Linked DNA regions of Mus musculus: region 2 is linked to region 1. The links are chromatin loops, found by intact Hi-C in ENCODE. Cell type or tissue: heart. All regions are shown on one strand. Each heading gives the region's core, and the rest is flanking DNA. Links, peaks and the distances in the headings are about the cores only.

The links. A loop is a pair of places that touch in the nucleus more often than their neighbours do. Peaks named below come from ENCODE experiments on the same cell type or tissue, not always from the same donor. Only the 100,000 strongest peaks of a DNase experiment are listed, where the experiment ranks them.
Region 2: a loop joins it to region 1, with 1.8 times the contacts of the local background. A loop is called at or near these places in 3 of 42 quality-filtered maps.

The regions. Positions count from the first base shown.
Region 1 is chr5:118,378,978-118,381,884 of GRCm38, reverse strand. Gm30604 (a long non-coding RNA gene) reads left to right here and starts at 967. Exons shown (of 6, transcript XR_878721.1): 1 at 967-1,256; 2 at 1,902-1,988. In heart, for the core only: a CTCF peak has its summit at 1,437 (motif pointing left); DNase peaks (open chromatin) are centred at 334, 964, 1,124, 2,124 and 1 weaker place; H3K4me3 peaks cover 1,547 bases; H3K27ac peaks cover 1,406 bases; H3K27me3 peaks cover 541 bases.
Region 2 is chr5:118,457,609-118,460,515 of GRCm38, reverse strand. No RefSeq gene overlaps it. Among named protein-coding and RNA genes, the nearest start is that of Gm30746, 3.0 kb to the left of the region's middle. In heart, for the core only: no CTCF peak of the experiment used is centred there; DNase peaks (open chromatin) are centred at 875 and 1,335; H3K4me3 peaks cover 1,215 bases; H3K27ac peaks cover 1,367 bases.

The sequences.
Region 1 (2,907 bases), core at 174-2,673:
GCTCAGATTGTCCTCTAGTCTATGTGCATACCACCACCAAATTAAAATCTAATTAAAAGAAAAAAATTTTTTTGAGTCACGAACTTCTGATGTAGCCCTTGGTGATCTGGAACTTTCCATGCAGATCTGCCTGCCTCCGCCTCGGATGCTGAGATTAAAGATGGGCATCACCATGGCCAGCCAATTAAAGATAAAAATTAAAGACAATACTAACCAGGCAGGAATAGTGAGCCACTCTGAAGCCCTGCGCTTTCTTTTATTCTTGCCTTTCCCCTTCTAACATGACCACGCCCCTGTAAACCACGCCTCCGTCAGCACAGGCTCCACCCCTCCACTCCCTGGCCCTGGGAGGGTTGCATTTGGTACCCAGGAGGGCTGAGGGGAATGCTAAGAGCGTGGGGAAGGGGTTGCAAACTGGCAGGGTGAGGCCTGAGGACTCCAGCCAGCTCCCTTCACGCCCTCCCCACTGCTGCACGCCTTGAAACTTCACTCTTCAGCGTCCGTGGGAGTGGGTGGGAGGCCGAGAGGGACCATCACCCGCTGCCAGAGCCCCAGTCGATGTCAACTCTGACTCTCTTCTTTTCTCAGATAAAAGGACTCGTCTGTGTGTTTGTCTTTTACAACACCCCTGCTGTTTCTTTTGTCTTATTTTAAATTTAAATTTCCGACGCATCCATTGGAGGCGGGGTCTTGAAAGAGCTAAGTCCTGCGCACATCCCTTCCTCGCTTTCCAGAACAAATCCTCCCACATTACAGCTCGCCCCGCCCCTCGTCTCCGCGCCCCCCCCCTCCGCCCCCTCCCCCAACCCCTAGGCCTCCTTGGGGATGGGATGGGGGAGGACCCAGGCCAGTAAGAACAAATTAGATAATGAAAAGAATTACGGCCCTGGCGTTCCCTCTCCCCGCCCTCCGGGGCGCTGCTTTCCCCTCCTTTCCCTCGGCTCCCGCGCCCCCTCTCTCCCGGCGTCGCTGGAACGTTCAGCGGCCCGTGATGAATGATCGCCTGTCACGGCTTGTTTATTATAACGCGGGCAATCAATTACACATCCCCAACGCTGGCCGGCCCGCGGGAAATTGATACGCTCAGCACAATCCAATGTGAAAATGGGAACTCATTTGCCAAATGTCTTTCTCAGGCATGATTACAGTGTGTTTCTTCCAACAGGACGGTTGGACTGACGGCGGTATCACTTACTGCCTGGCTCGGGCCACCCTCCTCGAAGGTGTTATTTATTGCGTGACAGAGGCTAACGCAGGTAGAGGACAAGGGGTTTCTGTCCTGGATGTCACCTTGTTGGTTGGTTTTTGTTTTTGTTCTTGTTTTAAGTGGGTGGGCGGGGCCACGGTTCCTCTTCCAGCCACTTCTGCAAGCTCAGCTTCTCAGGCCACCTTCTCCAGCACTCGACTGCTGGAGTCACCCTGGTGCCACCCTGAGGACAAACCTCTGCCCAGTAGAAGCTCTACGGGTCTAAGAATCAGGCCAGACTGGGGTTTCCAGTTCTGTCTGCTGTTGAGTCCTTTCCTACCCTGGGAGTTCTATGCCGTGGGCAATACTGATGTCAGGGACAAAACTGATGTCATGGACAACGTGAGGAGCTGTGAGGGGCCATCAGTGGTGCAGACTGGGATCCATGGCCCTTATCAGAAGTCCCCAGCCTCTGATTTCTGAGACGCTGTAGCATGGAGACTGTTTCTCTTCCTGGTGACATTTTGCCCTCTTACACACTGAAAAGATAAGACAACCCTTTGCTTTCCTTATGTTTCTATCTCTTTTCAGGCTCCTCCCCCGCCCAAGATTTTTTTTTCCTTTTAGTGTGCATGTGTATGTGTGTGTGTGTGGGGGGGGGGGCACAGCATGTATATGGAGATTACAGAACTCTGTGTGGTTCTCTCGAATTCAGGTTGTCAGATTGGCAGCAAGCCCCTTTAACCGGCTGAGACTTCTCACTGGGCCCACTTTCCCATCTTGGAGTGTGCCCTATAAGCAGGTGAGGGCAACTCTTTCTTGTGACGTGGGATTTCTACCTCATCCCCATCCCCTACCCCTCCACCACCACTCAGAGAAAGGCAGGAAATAACTGCTAAACTGGCTGGGCCATCTTGGTCTGGCTGGCACAGTCCGGGATCTCCCTGATCTAAAAATGTGTTGTGTAAACTGGGAAGTGAAGCTGTCAGTTCTGGTCATTCTCCAAGGTCTCGAGGTCTCGCCAGACCGGCTCTGACTCTAATTTATTCCCGTAGCGCACCTGGATCAGGTGGACGACGGGCATTGGAGGAGGCCGGCCAATCCTCGAGCATGTGGTCCACTGGTCTTCACCACACCTTGTATTGTGTTAGCTTACTGACTCCGCTGGTATGAGAACTCCAAAAAGGGAGGCACACGTTTGATGGCAGGCACTTCTGTGTCCCCAGCGTCCCCAGCCTCCACTTGGCATATCCTAAGTGCTCGGTAAATATTTGTGGCTTTCACGGATGGCTGAATGAATAGCATAAGAGTTAAACTCATTACCGGGGCAACCTCTGCCGAGCAGAGCGCAGCCCTGGAGAGGGGATGTTTACAGGCATTTCACCCCACGGCATCCTCACAGAAATAGCTCCTGCTCCCCCCACCCGCCCTTGCCCGGTGCTACAAATGTTCTGTGTGCTCAGGGCATAAAAACCGGTAACGGGCTGAACGTATACGTCTGTCTGGTAATTCCTGCTTAGCTTCCAATCAGCACCCTGGGCATAAATCCCAGTCTCTGTCAATGCCTCTTGCTCATAATCCCTACCCCACCTAGGCCGTGGGCACCTTCCTGTGCACAGGTAGCTGTGTCTTATTGGAATCTCATGTTTGTTGGTAGCCCAGGATAACCCCAAGCTCCTGCCTGCCACAACTTCCACCTGTGTTGTAAGTATGTGACACAG
Region 2 (2,907 bases), core at 149-2,648, 79 kb before region 1:
GACTTTTTTTTTAACTAAAGGGGGGGGGTGTTGAGTGATGGGTGCGACTCACCATTATAGTACTTGCTGGGGACATATGTGGCCCTAAATTCAGTCTCTGTGAAAAAGGAAAATGTGTGCACTTTCCACATCCAGAGATGCCCGTGATGTTCGATGCTGATGAGAACTTACTGTGGGTTATCATCTATCTAGACTTAAGTGTTCAGAAGGAAATGCCAGTGCTCAGGGATGTGGGGATCTACGAGAAGGAATATGGCTCCGGCAACCTTTCCTAAAACACCAAGACACAATCATACACTATTTTACAAAGTCAATTTCACTGAAGATAATTTACCCCCACCCCCTGCTACGACCTCCACCCAGGTCTCTGAGACTCCCAAAGCCCATGTTATTTTGTTTTTGTTATTTTTTTTCCCCCAGTCAGGGTTTGTCTGTATAGCCCTGACTGTTGGGGGAACTCAGTCTGTAGAGCAGGCCGGCCCTGAGCTCAGAGATCCGCCTGCCTCTGCCTCCCATGTGCTAGGATTAAAGGCGAACAACACCAGGCCAGGTTGCAAAGCCCATGCTCTTAAGGGCAACGTTGAGACCTATTGCCTTCTACAGATAATAAGGAGCTAGAAAACGCTTGAGCGCGAGAGTGGGCCTGTTGGAATATCGTCACTTCAGAGGTCAGAAAGTTGCCTTTCCTGTCTCACATCAATTTCTTTTATGCTGGGTTCACTGCCTCTGGTCCGGTTTCTAGGAGACAGGCAGAACTGCTCATAAAACCCCAAGCCCGAGGAGTCGGTAATTAAGTCCATCTCAGCTGGCTCCTCCCAGCCCTTTCTTCTTAAGGACCTGTTGGCTCTGGCTTTGATCTCTGCTGTTCTGCCCTGAAGCTCCCCAGCCGCTGGAGTGTGGGAATAGCCAAGGTCTGGCACCCGTGGGACAAGAGCACCGGATGGAAGAGAGGGGCGCGGGAGCCTCAGCCTGGCCCTGCCACACTTTGTGTGTCCGGAGGGGGAGCTTCCGACATCCAGACCACCTACCTCTGAGGAGTTGGAACTGGAGGTGGGGGAGCGGGAGGGAGGGAGAGAGGGAGAGAGGGAGAGACAGAGACAGAGACGGACAGAGAGAGAGACACACACACAGAGGGAAAGCAGTGGGAGATAGACATAAAGTGGCAGAGAGAGAGAGAGAGAGAGAGAGAGAGAGAGAGAGAGAGAGAGAGAGAGAGAGAGAGCTCATATGCTGCTTCCTTCTTGTTGAGTCAGTCAGTCCAGCCCCTCCCTGCCCTGTGGTCTCTCCCGTTCTCTCTCAGTTCCGAGGCTGCAACGCGAGCCAAATGACTCACTGACGTGGGAAAGTTAATTTATTTTGGCAGACATTCCCCTAGCTCTGAGAAATGGAGACTGCACACCTATTGCCTCAGAAGGCAGAAATTAGGGTGGTGATTCATTCATTCCCCCTCCATTCATTCTCGGAGTCCCCGATTATTCCCACCCCATTAAAATTCCGCCTATTGTTTTCTCTCTGGGGGAGGAGACCGAAGGAGGCTTAGCCAGGCACTCTGTGAAAGTACTCAATGACAGTACCCCACAGCTAATGTGACAGAGCAGTCAAGGGCTGTGTGTCTGCCCGGCAATAGAGTCCCAGCCTGAAGCGCCCTCCAGGAGGTCGAGGTGACCCGGCCATGTCAGTACAACTGCTACTAAATAGCAGTGGGAAAGAAAGCCCAGCAGCCTGCGCTGCAGATGCAACCGGTTGAGCAAGAGCTCAGGGCAGGTGCGGGCTATCTATCTATCTATCTATCTATCTATCTATCTATCTATCTATCTATCTATCTATCTATCATCTAACTATTGTCTATCTGTCTATCAATCTATCATCTATTATCTAACTATCATCTATCTAATCTATCACATGTCTAGCTACAATCTTTTTATCATCTATTATCTATCTCTATTATCTGTCTGTTATCTGTCATCTCTCTCTTTTTTCTAATCTACCTCTATCACTCTCTATGATGTATAGCTCTAGCTTTGCCTGGAGCTCACTATGTAGCCCAGGTTGGCCTTAAGTGTGCAGCAATTCTCACACCTCAGTCTTCCCACTGCTAGGATAACAGCCTCAATACTCCAGACATGTGAAAGACTGAAGCAGGAGAATCACAAGTTCAAGGCCTGTCAGGGCAACTTAGTGAAGTCCTGCCTCAAAATGAAAAAGGTATGTCTGCCGGGTGGTGGTGGTGCAAGCCTTTAATCCCAGCACTTGGGAGGCAGAGGCAGGCAGATTTCTGAGTTGGAGGCCAGCCTGGTCTACAAAGTGAGTTTCAGGACAGCCAGGGCTACACAGAGAAACCCTGTCTCGAAAAAAAACAAACAAACAAAAAAACAAAAAAAACAAAAAAAAAAAAGAAAGAAAGAAAAAAGTTTCTTCTTCTTCTCCCCGCTCCCCCCCCACCAAGGGCTGATGTAGTGCTTGCTTAGCTTAGTGATACTCGGTTTCTATTCTCAGCACACCGTATACACCCACCCACCCTTCCCAGCCTCACAAGGGCCCTTCTATTGTTTATAGCCTAGGCTAACAGTATAGCTTATAGCCTAGGCTAACAGTATAGCTTATAGCCTAGGCTAGCACTGTATAGTGGCTGTTGATGACCTTGAACTTCTGATTTGCCTCCACGGTGTGCAGCACCAGCTTACGTTTATGTGGTGCTGGAGACAGAATCCCGGGCTTTGTGTATGCTAACTAGGCAAGGGCTATACCAACTGGGCGGCAAAGATGTTCTGTTATTTTAATTACAATTTTTTCATTTATTGGGGGACAATATGAGTATCAGAGTGCCCGTGTAGAGGTCAGAGGACAACCTGTGGGAGTTCATTCTCTCCTGCCATTGTGTAGTCTAGGAACAGAACTCAAGTCATT